2 separate regions of the Homo sapiens genome follow, and region 1 is linked to region 2. A link is a contact called in ENCODE Hi-C or POLR2A ChIA-PET data. All regions are on one chromosome and are shown on one strand. The core of a region is the stretch at or near the end of the contact, and the rest is flanking DNA. Distances in the headings are between cores, read along the strand shown.

Region 1 (7,530 bases), core at 3,701-6,200, 42 kb before region 2:
TAATTTCTTAAGCTACTAAGCTTTCATTTAATTTGTCCATAGGAATCCCACCCAATTCATTCATCCAGCATAATGAATAAAGGTTTCTTCTTCCTGTTTGCATGAATGTGACCCAGTGACCATCAATATATTTTAAAGGATCAAAGAAAGCTTTAAAGAAAGAAACAGTCCTTAAAAATGATTATTTCCTGTTTTTCATTATCATTTTACTGCTTGTTTAAGCATCTCCAAATGACATATGATTACATTTTATATGATTTTGAAATTTGAGCTAATGTAAATGGTGTCATATTATGTATATTCTGTGACTTGTTTTATTTATTTGACAGTGTGTTTCTGAGAGTCAGTCATGTGCGTGTATGAAGTGACCATTTATTCTATTTTGCTACTCTATGGTTTTCCATTTATAAGTACACCAGGACTCATCTTCCATGCTCCACCTGCAGAGTACTGAGTGCCCTTGAGTAGGAGGAAGGCCACGCAATGAAGCAGAGGCCCAGAGGGAGGGAGATGGGCTATGCAGGACACATTTGCCGTGTCTAAGCTGACGTGATGATCATTTTGTTATTACTTATACTGTGTCTAGTCTTCTGTATTTATAAAACACAGAAGAAATATTTTATAATTTCAAAATCAGGGGAAGGATAGAATGTTGCTCTTTGTTATGTGACCCAAAATACATGGCCCTTTCATCAAGGAAAAAGCTTCACTTTACATTGGCATTAATGACACTGGAATTTGGGTTTGTTTTCTTTATTTTTTTCCTTTTAAAAAGTGACCCAAGGTACAGGGAATTAGTTCCTTTTGACTTCTTATGTCATCCCAACCAAATGTGAGACTTAACGTGTGAAAGTCACCTGAAGCACGTGGCATCTAAAAACTATTGGTTTTTTAAAATATATGTTTTAATAGACAAATAATTGTATATATTCATGGGGTATAGTGAGATGTTTTGATATATGTACATGTTATTCATCAATGAGTATCATTGATATAAAAGTAGGTGCCCAATAAAGACTGGAATATAGTAGACATACAAAACATTGGTAAAGCACTCTCACAGACAAAAAGCTGCATATCAAAATGGGAAGCCATGTATCAGAATAACAGGAGAGAAATGGTTGATATAGGCAGACACATAGGGGAAAATATTTATTCATTCAATCAATCATTAAATATAAATCAAGCATGTACTATGTGCCAAAACCTGAGCTAGATGCTGAGGTCACAAAGGTAAATTTGACCCAGGCTCTGCCCTCAATCAGTTTACAATCTAATGCTTACGCTACTACAGTATTTTGCAAATATTTCCACTACAGAAGTCATTGCATCATATTGAATAGGCTGTTTGTCTGGAAACAGTTGCATCTTCAGGGTAGGGCATGCATCTTACTGCTCAATGTCTAGGGTGACTGGTGCAGATAAGGTCTCAGTAAATGTGTATTGAGTGAATCACAAATGAATACTGGATTGCCCCAGAAATCTATAACTTATGGTTGCCTTCTATAGTTTTTCTTTCTTGTAAGATCCCTTAATTTTAGATTTTGCCTTCAGAACCTAAAAATCTTCAAGGCAAAGTTCTCACCCTCAAATCTCATATCCCCAATGCACTACTCTGGCCCTACACACACATGCGTGCACACACACACACATAACCACAGGGAAAAATTTTTTTAATTGCAATAATGACCATTTAGAGCCATTAATGAAAAACTGGAGTTTAACAATGGAATCTCAGAAAACATCCTGGGGAATTATTTGCTTCACTGTCTCACTCTAAAAGACAGCCTACTGGCCCAGCATTCTTGAACACAGAAACCTGAGAGCTCTAACAGAGACTCTGCGTCTTTACTCACTGCACAAATTGACTTGGATAGTGCAACAGACAGATGACCTTTGTACAGTTGAGAAGATCAAAAAATTAGCAAGAAGGGCAGCAGCCTAGAGAAAGCAAAGCAAGGAGAAGGATTTTGAGACCCAGGCTAGAATGTAGCACTGTTGAACAAAAGACAATAAAAAGGTTGGAAAATTGAGTGTGCCGCCTTGTCAAATAATATGACAAATGAGAAAGGAGAAAACAAAGCCTAGGATTCTAATGGTTTAGGATCTCATAGAATACAGAGAAGGTTGACTGATGGGAGTAGAACAGGGAAAAGTTTTTGGGGCAAGAGAGAAGCACCTCTGTATTTACAGATTTTCTCTTGGCTGTTTGTATCCTGATTTATTCACCTTCATCAGCCCTTCCCGTGGGGTCAGCATTGAGCTGTAGGACTGATAAATATGACCTGGATATAAAGATCAGCTGTTTACTATTACTCTTTAGAAGATTTGGTCATCTGAAAATTCCAAGCAATCTAAGAATTTCTGTAGTCAGCAGTCAAAGACCTTAATTAACTGCCCTAATTTCTAGTTTCCAATCCCTGTTGGTCAAAACCCCAGACCTCAGTCTCTGGCCTTCAGTAATAAATTTCTGATATATCAAGATTTTATTTAGATTAATCTTTTTCATTTTAAGTTGATGTCAGTGAATTTGGATATAAGTATTAAGGAACATAATTTAGCATAAATACCCCTGAACTATCAGTAAATGGTTCATCATGTCTCTGTTTATAGGAATGTTTCCAATCCAACTGCTTTATTGACTCTGGGAACAGAAACTGTTTCTTCTACTCTCTTATATATCTGTACATGTCTTTAAGTCTGGCTGAGAGAAGAGTTGGTGCCTAGTAAACATGTTCTGATTTATATTAAAAGAACAGATCCTACTTTTCTCATTAGGTCATCAGAGGATATGTTAAAGCATTGCTTACTCTAGGTATAAGAGGTACAAGAGGTAACTTTAAAACTTATCTTTCTCCTTGTTTAACCCAAGAAAGACTTATCAGACTGTAACTAGTGCAAGTCATGTAGAGAAGCTTTGCCCTGAGCTGGTACACTGCCTCTTAATGGTTTCCAAATAGCCACATCCACAGGACCCCCAAAATAGATCACTGAATCAAACTCGTAGGAGTTGTTATGTAGAATGAACGAATGCATGTTCAAGCAGAGGCTTGGTTTTCTCTCCTTTTCTACTTCTGAATGTGATCTGAATACAGTTCTTAAGTCTAACTTCCTCAGAAGCTTTTTCTATTAGTCAAATTATTTGTTTTTTCTTTATTTATCAAGTACATATTAACTGAACTCCTCAAACATGCCAGGCCCTGAGAAAAGATGTTACAGTTGCTTTCATCCTCAAAATGGAGTTAGAAAAAAAAATGACTTAGGCTATTTCAAAGCATCACGATTAGGATTATGTTAGAAGAAAGCAAAAAGCACCACGCATGCACTTGCAGGGCACCAGCTGGTAGGGAGGTGGTGGACGGTGTCCAGGAAGGCTGTTGTAAGTCCCTGTCACTGTCACTTTGCACTGCCACTAGCCTTTTAGAAATTATTTTGATACTTCATCTGGTTTTGGAAGTAAGTGCTAAAATCTGTTTGGGAATTCATAGCTGAAAGCAGTTGGCAACAGGGCTTTGGAACAAGGCCGGGAAATCACAGCACATCTCTCCTCTTCCTTTGTCAATAGGCTACACAAAGGAGCACTTACAAAACAGTCCTATAAATCACATGTTCTTATGTCTCTAATTGATAATTCATGTGGAATCCAATTGCAGTCAAGTTTGATTCCTTTGTTCTCTTACCTGCAAACATATATCAAAGGATTAATGGCCTTAAAATGGATCTAGGTGCAAAAAAGTCCTGGAAAAATATCTTTGTCTCTCCCTAAATCCCTTCCCTTACTATCTTAAGGGGGCCCCTTTCTTCCTCTTTCTTCTCGTGAACAGATAAATGTCCCTGTGAGATTCGAATTTCCTTTGCCTAGTGAATTACAAAGGGATGAACCTTGAAATGAAGATGTGTCATAGATCACCTGAGCTATGGCATTAAAGAGAAAAGTCAACTTTTAAAAGGAATGAGTGGGATTAAAAAAAGAAAGAAGAAAGGAATTACAGTGTTTCAGGCAGACATCAGATACTTCTCAGGAAAATAGGCATGGAGTTAGTAATCAAAGCTTGAATTTTAACTTTTAAGAGTCTTTTTTGACATAGTGTCTCCCATTCAATCTCAAATAGCTCTAATTAACCGAATGTCGATACTAAAATTTGACTAAATATACCTTGGTCTCCACATCTCTAGACAGCATTCCTGAGAACCACCTACAATTTGAATGGAGTCAAGGAGAGAGAGATACTATGAGAGAACACAATAGGACTGCTTTTTTAAAACATCATCACAAGATGAAAATCAGCCAGGCCTAAAAGAACAATTTTAATATTCCCACTGCCAGGAGAAGAGTTGGTCACTATTTGGTTATTGGGAAAAAAATCCCTAATTCCAAAGGGCTGACTGTAGAGTCTGACCAAGTCTGACCTCTGATTCATCCACCAAACACACAAACCATGAAAAGAAAAACAAGTTTCCATCTTCTGTTACAGAAAAGGGCTCCGGATCCAGACCCCAATAGAGGGTTCTTGGATCTTGTGCAAGAAAGAGTTTAGGGTGAGTCCATACGGTAAAGTGAGAGCAAATTTATTAAGAAAGTAAAGGAATAAAAGAATGGCTACTCCATAGACAGAGCAGCCCTGAGGGCGGCTGGTTGACCATTTTTATGGTTATTTCTTGATGATATGCTAAACAAGGGGTGGATTATTCATGCCTCTCCTTTTTAGAACATATAGGGTAACTTCCTGATGTTGCCATGGCATTTGTAAACTGTCATGGCGCTGGTGGGAGTGTAGCAGTGAGGATGACCAGAGGTACTTCTCCTGGCCATTGTGATTTTGCTGGGTTTTAGCCAGCTTCTTACTGCAACCTGTTTTATCAGCAAGGTCTTTATGACCTGTATCTTGTGCCGACCTCCTATCTCATCCTGTGACTCAGAATGCCTTAACCGTCTGGAATGCAGCCCAGTAGGTTTCAGCCTTATTTTACCCAGCTCCTATTCAAGATGGAGTTGCTCTACTTCACACACCTCTGACACTTCCATTGACTGGGCGATAGGCAACACTTTTCTTTTTCTACAGTAAAAACATGACTTGAAAATGTAAGGATATGTCAGTTCCTTCTCTCGAGGTTGCTGCCAGGCCATACCACAGGTTCTGCTGAACACATTTGTTCATGATCTGCTTACGAGTTTCAAAGTTGGGGAGTCATTTTAAAAAATCATCTGTAATTTACATGCTTTGCCGACATTCCAGAAGGTGTTTTTTTTTCCAGTTAAGAACCATTTTGTCCTTTAGGGCGGTCTCTGAGGGGAGTTTGCTCTGGGTGTTTGTAGCACAGTGCAACTCTGCTATAGTTTCAGAAATCATGGATTGTTTTTCTTCTTGATACGTATCTATAATGACATTTTACTATTTTGCTCTTGATTCAAGGCTATAGCTATTCAATTAAATCTTGAAGTCCCACTTTTATTATCTAAATTTTGGCAACCACAAAAAAACTTCTCTCTACTCACTGTAACCTCCATAGGAAATATAATGCAGAGAATTTATACTTACATGGGAGTCCATGAACAATTAGAGTCTTTCCAACATTTCACCCGAGCATTTCTCCAATAAATTAGTAAAGCTGCCACCCCTTGCCTTCCCTACTGATTTTGGTGAAATTGGAGAGAAAAATTGAGCTCTGCTTTGCACTGGTACCGATCTTTAGCCTCACTTTAATGTCGACAGATGTTTTAGAAGTGCATTCTCCAAGTTGTTAGGAAAATCCTTTTCCCTGAACGCCTGCTGGCAAGTTAAAATTGAACAGTATTCTTTGTCTCTTTCCAATTTAAGTAACAAGTAAAATAACTGTTTTTGTGTCTGGCAGGAATAATTCATCTTCATCACTTCACAAAGAACTCTATCCTTGAACAGCCTGCAGTATGACTATATTGCCAGCAGAAGGGAAACAAGTCAAAGAGCAAAGCAGAAATGTTCCTAGGAAAGATTGCTACTTTTCTATCAAAAATGTGCAATGGCAGAGGTCTCATGAAATGAAAAATACAAATGGTCTAAAAATAAGTAAACACTATCTATCATGCTAAGCCTTTGTGTATCATCCTGCTCAGAGCAAGTAAAATGTAAAATCAATGCTATTGTTGGAATAGGGAAAAATCTCTTGCAGGTGTTGATGAAAACAGAAAGTCCTCTCTGTCTTTCCACTTACCCACCTTAAGTCTCTAAAGTGTCACCTTGATGAAAGCTAAAGGGAAAAACAAGATACAAAAATAACTCAAAAATTGCCACCCTCCACCTGCATCAGTCATTTGGGAAGAAAAGAAAGTGGGAGACTGAAAAAAAAAAACAGATTAAATAGCACAAGATAAACTGAACCCCAGAAAAATGGGAATGTGGAAATAGAGGTATGCTTTGAATTAAAACAAAAGGGAGACTCTGCCCAGATGAAACCAAAAGGTCATCAGTTTAGAGTAGGATTTTTGGTTTCATGATATGTGGCCTAAAATAATGATTATAGTAAAAGCCATATTCAGAAAAATTGTTTATATGAATTTCTTCTGATGGCAGTAGGATTATACTGTGACACTAGACTGATTCTGCAACTTATTCAGTAAACATGGATTAAGCTGTGACACCAAAAGAAATCAAAGGGGCATATGCCAGGCCCTGTGCTAGGCACTAGAAATACAAAGGTGAGTAAGAGAAAGACACCACCCTGAAGAGCCAGCCATTGGGAAAGGAGGAATTCTGAAGTCCGGTAAGCTGATTATATAATATTTCAAAAGAATTATCTAAAGCAGTGGCTCCTCAACTTTAATGTCCATAAGAATCATTTGTGGATCCTGTTAAAAGGGGATCCTGTTATTCAGAAGATGGTGACAAGATCCCCAATGGTGTTGATGTTACGTTGTTGGGCTACATGTTGGGAAGCAAGCCCTAACTCACAATTGATTTCAGCTTTTTCTCCAGTGAGCTCTTTTAGCACATACCCTAATGGCATAGGAATCCAGGAGGGCATTTATTTGACTGTGCTGTGTGTGCTACCCGGGAAGTAAGAGTGGAAGTCTCTGTGGCCTGACTCTGTACACCAAGTCAAGGGAGGCTGCTCTCCACTGCTTCTGAAGCCTTAGGAAATCTACTAAATCTGCTGCAGCAGCAAAGCAGTTTAGTGATGAAAAGGAGCCTCTTGATTGGAAATCTTGCTAAGGGCTAGAGTAGATTTTAAAGTAGATTATAGAATTTCCTTACCTGGGAGTCTAAGAAAAAAAAAAGTGCATAGACTTTTGTCTGCCCTAAAGACGAACATGGTGACTCGGCTTTTTAAAAACTTACCCTACTCTGAAAGTCTAAGAGAAAGAAAGTTTATGAAAGTGAATTTCAGAATTTGTTCAGTACATTCCTATTACAAACATAAAAAGAGTTGGCCTTTGGTCAAATTGAGTGTAAAGATAGTTGGCATATTTAATCAAGATCCTTCCTCTCTAGGTTGACGCCACAGGAGAAAAAATAATCAAAGATTCTGGTATGTTGGCAAAGGTAGCAGGAT
Region 2 (6,992 bases), core at 3,528-6,027:
ACAATTAGAACCTGGGACAAATTTTATGATATTTTATATCCCTTTCAAAAGTTAATACAATAATTTGGGTTTAGTGCTTATGTTTTTCTTGATTTAGTATACAAATGAGGACTGCCTTAGCATTGAGCCTCTGATTGAGGCTGATAAGTAGAACACAAAAATATTTTTCCCCAAAAGTATACTTGTACAATTCCTGAGGAATTTTCCCTAATAAAAACCATGAAAAATAGGTCATTCTATCCTGCCAAAGCTTAAAGTCGCAGTTTCTAGGGCCTAGTTCATTCTCTTAACAAAAATCAGGGTTTCTCTTTCACAAGCTGACGTATTTTCTATTTACAGTCTGTTCTTTAGAAACATTTCCACATGAAAATATCAGAATCCAATTGGACTTCCTGTTAAAATGCAAGTATTATTCATGGCCCTCTGAAATTACTTCTTCCCCTGTTCTTATGACACCTCTAAGATTCAGTGAGTCTTAGGTTTTATTCATCTAAACTTAATTTTCCATTCATTGAATTAAGAAGTCCTCTAGACCATGAGGGGGTCTATGAGTTTTACTAATGTCTACACACTTGTTCCCATTGGCATGACTCAGTACAAGAAAACGAGGGCATAGTGGAGAATTTGAGGTTTCATGGGTCATCAGGGACCAACATCACTATCCCTTGACCTTGTGACTGTAGGGAATGAAGTCCTATTTGCCACACTAAGGGGGCATCTGCCTTATGGTACTCTGCTTCCTTTCTGTGTTAAGATTAGGTTAAAGGTTAAAATCTTAATTAGAGATGTTGCCCTTGAATCTTGGAAAGGATGTGGCCAATGGTATATATGGAAGGAAGATACAAAGTTTGGCTCTTTCAGTCAAAATGATAATACGGCATGAGTCTTAATATTGGTAAGACTCTCTCTTACCAATAAAAGTGAATGAATTACTTATTAAAATAGTACAGTGAGAAATGGATACCTTACTCATTATACAGAGTTTAGCATGATATTCTATCAGTAAATAGTGCACAAACAATGGATTCAGTTTTATCTTCAAAGCTTTAAAGGGTTAAGGAAATCATGTTAACATAAAGATCCCTGGCCTGGCCTTCTACTCCAAGCAGTAGTGGAACTCCATCCTGTTATTTAAAAAAGACAGAAAAAAAAGTTGACTCTGGCTTCTGTATTCAATCCAAACACACTCACTCTGTCTCATGGCTGGCAAGTCACTTGACTCCATCCTCTCCAAAGAAAAAAAGAAAAAAAAAAAAACTAAACTCAAGTAAAAGTTAACTGGATAAAAAGTTTTTAAGAGATAAATTTCTAGGGCTAACAAATGAATAGCCCTGGACAGTAGAAAACTGTTATTTAGACTTTAGCCATCTGGCATGTAGCCTTTCAGATTCATTTTCTCCCTTTTCTATGGCGTGTCCAGCCAGCTTCGGGCTGAACTGTTTGAAGGATGTTATCTTGCCTCCCCAGCACTATGACTTCTTATCTAATTTCTGCTCCTCTGTATACCAATGTGCCAAGTCTCTGTCATATAGGCTCGTTCTCCTCCAAGCAAAGCCAACCGTTGTCTGCTAGGCATTTTGTTAACACATTACATACACATAATAAGATGTTGTTCACTCTACACAGATGTATAAAGCTAAAAAACTAGCACTATCATTACATATTCCAGTTTAGCTATTTTAAGGCCACTACACTCCCATATTACAAAGCCATGCTATTTATACAATCATGCATATGGAAGACTCATCCCTCCTGTGAAATTTCAGCCCAGTGTGCATAGAAGACAAAATTACAGGCCCCAAACTTGAATATACACTCATCCTGGCTTGCTTATCTTCCTTGGATGCAAGCCAAGTTGATTAATAATTTTTAAGTAAAAAAGAAAACAATTTTAATTTGATAAAAAGAATACAAAAAAACAGCACAAACAAGAAAAATAGCCAATCTCAACCCAGAAGGGGAAGCTCCAGGGACAAAGCAACTGGGAAAGTGAACAAAAGGCTGGGGTGCTGACCTTAACTTGCCTGTGTAAGGGGCCTGCTCCTCAGCTGTGCCTCATTATTCACAAAAACACAACAGAACAGACAGAAACTACAGCTCGAGAAAATGATATCCTTTAAAACTATCCTACAGCTTTCTGTAACAAAATGATGAAGAAAATGCATTTACTTGACTTTCTAAATTATAGGAAGAATATGTTTTTCCAAATAAATTTGTTATATCATCTTTCTCCCAACAGTTTGAGGCACTGGAATAGCTAAAGTGGTTCACTTTCTGTTGCCCAGTAGTGATAGACATAACAGTGCTTTCACCTCCTACCTCTCCAGAGAGTGCAAGACAAAGGGACTGTGAGTAATATTATCCCAATTAGCAAAGACAGAGGGCAGTCTGCAGAGTAAGGTTCCTGGTTTATATTTATTTCACCTTAGGACTCCAGAGGGAATGGTCCATCTTTAAAGTGTGCCTTTGGCTGAGATACCAGGGACAAGGAGGTGGGAAGGCTGTCTGATTAGGAGTCCAGAAGATCCTACCTATCAGATGCATGGCCCTCAGAAGGACAGAGAAGGGAAAGGCTACAAAGCAATCTGGTTCTAGATTTTGTATATGACCTAATCCCTAGTCTCCAGAGTACAGGCCTTCACTGCCAAAAACAAAAGTAAAAATCTCCACCACCTGTCTCCTAAACAAGATAAAATTTATTACTTTTAACTGAATAGACACACACGAATGGGTGTCAGCTGTGACAGGCCCCAGGGGTAGTGGTCTTGACAGGTAGATGGAGCCTCCCTTCCTCTGACTTCTTGCCATTGGCACACAGTCGCCGACCGCCTATTCTTGCCCCATTCCTCACCCTGGGATTTACAGGGGCTGGTGTTGTGATAATGAGGACACAGACAAAACTATAGGCCAGGACCCAGGAACTACACAGGTTTCTGAGTTTGGGGAGGCACTTTCATGGCTTATGAAACACTGGAAGGCTGCCGCTCTAGAGGACACCAGCACCCCATTTCACTGCTCAAAGCACGTACTGGAATCAAATCGCCCCTACGATTTCTGGCAAAAAGAAGGTGGGGCACTTCCCTGTTGGCTGGACTTCAGAAAGCAGGAAAATCAGGGTTGGCCTGCCTGGGTAACATTGTTCCATAGCAGAAAGTGATGTGTTGCTGTGGCTATTTTTTTTTTTTTTCCTTTAGCTGAGACATTTTCCCAGTATCTCTTTAGATAGAAAGTCAGTACCTTTTCCCTGGGTACATAGATCAACTTATGCAACTCAAGGGCAAGACAAACAAGCCATTATGATCTATCAGAATGAAAACAGTGTTTGTGTGTGTGTAAGAGAGAGCGAAAGAGAGTTGACATCATTATGGGAGAAGGATTTTTGTTTTTTGCATCGGTAAACTGGTCCCCTGAAAGTAGCAAAAGCTGTGTAGCTTTTTCTGTCATAAGCTGTATTTTATTATGCTTCATTAATAATGCAAATCTCCTTCGTTCAATTTTCTTAATTTCTTGCAGGATAAGAAATAGGGTGAAATAAAGATATCCTGTAGATCAGTGGATCTCAACCTTGGCTGCACATCAGAATCACCTGGAAGCTTTTAAAAATCCCCTAATCAGGCTACATCCCAGATTAATTAAATCCGAAGCTCTGGAGTGTGGGATGGAGGCATCAGTAGCCAATAAAGCTTGCCAGGTGACTCCTGGCAAGTCCAACATGTAGCCAAGATGTAGAACCACTGCCTCAGGCACCTGAAGTCCTCTGTTTTGTGTGTCACTCTGAACCCAAGAAATATGACTTTAAAACAAAAGGAAGAACGCACAAGCTCTTCTGTATTCACCTTAATATATTTCACTAACAAAATTTATTCAGCACATTTTAAAACAAAAACAAAGCTTTTAATATGTAATATATCAGTACATATTTTCCAAATTAAGTTCACAATTCACATAGAATAATTAACAACAATGTCAACTGTGATATGAATAAGAAGTTTCTTAATTTATCTCCAACTAAATACTGTTTTTACTTATCTTTTGCTTTGTTTAATATTACTGTTTTTCTCCTGCACATCTAATCTGTGAATAGAAAAAAGCCATTCCTTTATTCTTAAGTGACATCCATAATATTTGAGTTTGTTTCAGTGTTTCACATTCCTTTTTTAAATTAAAAAAAAAAGCAGTAGATATGGTAAGTATAAATGAAGTTGCAAATTAAATACCCCCAAAATAGCATTTTTCCATTCAAATGGACAACAATTTTGAAAGGTTAATAGCTTTCAAAGTTGGTGAGATTAGGAATTTGGGATTCTTAAATACTGTAGATGGGATTATAAATTTCCACAACCTTTTGAGAACCTAGTCTGTCAGAAATATGCAACCTTTTGAATTCTGATGCTAGCCAAGAGAAATAAAAGCACCAATACACAGAGATACATGTGAAAGAATATTGATTGCAACACTGTGTGTAATTGGGAAAACCGAAAGCAAACTGAACATTCATCAGAGGAAAAGAAATGACCAGTTTTACTTGCTCATGACTGAAATTGTTACAATAAGCATGTATTATCCTATAATTCAAATAACAATATACCTTTTTAAAAGCAAGGGAGAAAACCAGGAAGATAGCTATTAAATAAGATATTTTTCTCTTTGTTCCTTACTTGGCTGGCTCAAGCAAGTTCCAACATGGATTTCTGCACATCCAAAATCTCATGCGGAGATTAGTTTCTTCTTGTTTTCGTTGTACTCCCCATACACACACACACTCATTTCCCATAAATCATCAAAAGGATAGCTTTTCTTTCAATGCACATAATCTTGTTAATTGGGTACGTCTTATTTCTAATCAATTTGCAGAGAAGGTTTCAGAACACGAGTAGAAGACTATCAACTCTCACTGCTGATAAGGAGGGAGGAAAACCATTTAAGGTGCAAGGAATTTCAAGCCGTTGTTAGGAACAACAGGAATGCAGGGATCTAAAATTGCATACCAGGTAACAATCGGCGGCTCTGTTCAAATCAGAAATGGGACACAGAGAATCAAATTAGTATATTTGAATTCCATTCTAAATATTTTCCTTCTTGCTTAGTTAAATGTTATTTTTCAGGGTATATATGTAGCTGCAACATGTATTATCCTCAATGACACATCATTTGCTGGGATTCATTTGAGACGTAAGTGGGACCAGCAAATGGTTGCTGTTCTGTTTCTGTAGACTGACTAGAACAAGGCTAGAGAGGAAACAGAGACTGGCATTCATTCAGTGCCATTTGCAATGTGGAATGACTCATGCTTGCCTGGCCCCTGGTGAGTCATCAGCTGAACTCCAGGTCCAGGGAGGCCACAGCATTTCCATGGGGCGTTCTAATTCAGGTCATGCTGAGGTCAGCAGACTGCCAAAAATCACACGCTCCTTCCCTGGCCACCTCTTAAAAATATCCTGGGAATGTCTGTCTAGAAGGATTAAGGTCACTCTAATGCCTCATTAAAAAAAAACAACTTCATTTACCTTAAAAGATGAACTGTCTGGTAACAGACATAGATGAGGAGTGAAGACACTAAGCTCACATGCTGATTATTAGATTTCTAAAAAGGAAGCGTAATATCCTACCAATTCCATTTGGGGAAAGGCAGAAACTCATTCCCACACTAGACTCAGTTTAAGCAAGCCACCCTTGTCTCTGATTGGCCCCTTTTTTCCCCCTTAAGAAACAGGAATGCTGATTCTCAATCTTTCAAAATACTGAAGTTACCATGTCCTGGCTATGGGGACTGTGAGGTCACTGAGAGCAGACCCATTGCAAGCAGCACAGCACTGCAATTATGCCATCCAAGACAGACAGACATTTGTCTGTTTTCTGAGGTTTCCAGGGAAAGAGTTTGCGGACACTCTTAGCAATGTTTCTAGATCACAGAACGTTGCCTGTATTGGCTGGAGAGTTGGCTAGTGCAGTTGAATCTCATTCTTCTGTTTTCCCAGGAGATAATGGAACATAGCTGGCTATTATATAGGACAAAAATAATTGCTGAATTGGTATCATAACCAATTCAAGTGTAAACAAGATCAATCAACTTATTATTTTGTGAATCCAATAATCCCACACAATTATTTAATAATTTTTTTCCTGATTTGTTTTCTTATTTGAGACTGTGCTTATAATGTATTCAACATTGACTCGGTCAAGACCATTAAGACAAAGCATAAATTTTGCTTACTTTTAAGTAAACATGTAGAATTTATTATTGTTATTGTTATAATTATATTTATTGTTATGTAGCCCAAATAGTTGAATCATGATGATATATGATGGTATAAATTTTAAGGTGGTCAGGTCATTATCTTCAGGTTTCTGTCTCTTCTACTTTACTAGGTAGTTCTTCCTCGATGGTCTAGATTAACCCTGAGTAACAATTCTCTCCCACTGCTTCCAAAAAAATTGCTGGAAGAAAGTTTACGTGGAACAAAGATGTTCCTGATTTGAAAACAATTAGTATATCTGTCAGTGTCTCATCAAGAAGCAAATAGCATACTCAAAGAGGGTGATTAAAGAGGTTTTAGTGAAAAGATGTATTAAAGATGTGGGTAGTGTCTTGGGGGAAAGAGAGTCTGAGATGAAATTTTCTTGTAGAAAGTCTCTTGGGGAGTGCCCATGGTATTAACACTTGTGAAGGTGGGGGAAACAAAATTGAGCAGAAGTAGAAGCTGAACCTCGTTGCAATCACAACAAAGATGTGAGGCTATCCCACAGGGAGCTCTGAAGCTGGCATGGCCCTTGAAAATTATTCCTTTTTAGACAAAAGGCCAAGCCTTTGTATTCATCCCCAGATAGGCCAGTCACTGGATGCTTGCTGACCCTGGAAACATGGGCCGAAGTGGCTCTTCACTGAGGGCAACTTTCTTCACAGCTGGAGGAATAAGAGCCTCCGTGCTGGAGTGGGTTCTGACACACCACACCATCCTCACAGGCAAGATGGGGCAGCTTCTCAGAGTCAG

Evidence for each region. Hi-C counts contacts between places; a loop is a spot of excess contacts on that map. ChIA-PET counts read pairs that join two places held with the same protein, here RNA polymerase II (POLR2A). Pooled maps may share reads with other maps.
Region 1: a loop to region 2 is called in a map of PC-9, with 11 times the contacts of the local background. The contact joins two enhancer-like sites. A Hi-C loop is called at or near these places in 4 of 168 maps with a recorded cell type or tissue (PC-9, aorta, endothelial cell of umbilical vein and 1 more) and 3 of 50 pooled maps. POLR2A ChIA-PET finds 5 or more read pairs at or near these places in 2 of 52 experiments (CD4-positive, alpha-beta T cell and Panc1).

Annotation. Positions count from the first base shown.
Region 1 is chr5:57,732,816-57,740,345 of GRCh38, reverse strand. No RefSeq gene overlaps it. Among named protein-coding and RNA genes, the nearest start is that of LINC02225, 160 kb to the left of the region's middle. RefSeq lists an enhancer at 4,131-5,330. Within about 2 kb of position 4,950, at least 8 of the 41 ENCODE cell types and tissues checked have a DNase peak (open chromatin) inside an H3K27ac peak, as active enhancers do; they include PC-9, Panc1, endothelial cell of umbilical vein and 1 more, where a contact is called at or near this core.
Region 2 is chr5:57,691,581-57,698,572 of GRCh38, reverse strand. No RefSeq gene overlaps it. Among named protein-coding and RNA genes, the nearest start is that of LNCBRM, 120 kb to the right of the region's middle. RefSeq lists enhancers at 5,137-5,431, 4,751-5,950. Within about 2 kb of position 4,777, at least 18 of the 41 ENCODE cell types and tissues checked have a DNase peak (open chromatin) inside an H3K27ac peak, as active enhancers do; they include PC-9, Panc1, endothelial cell of umbilical vein and 1 more, where a contact is called at or near this core.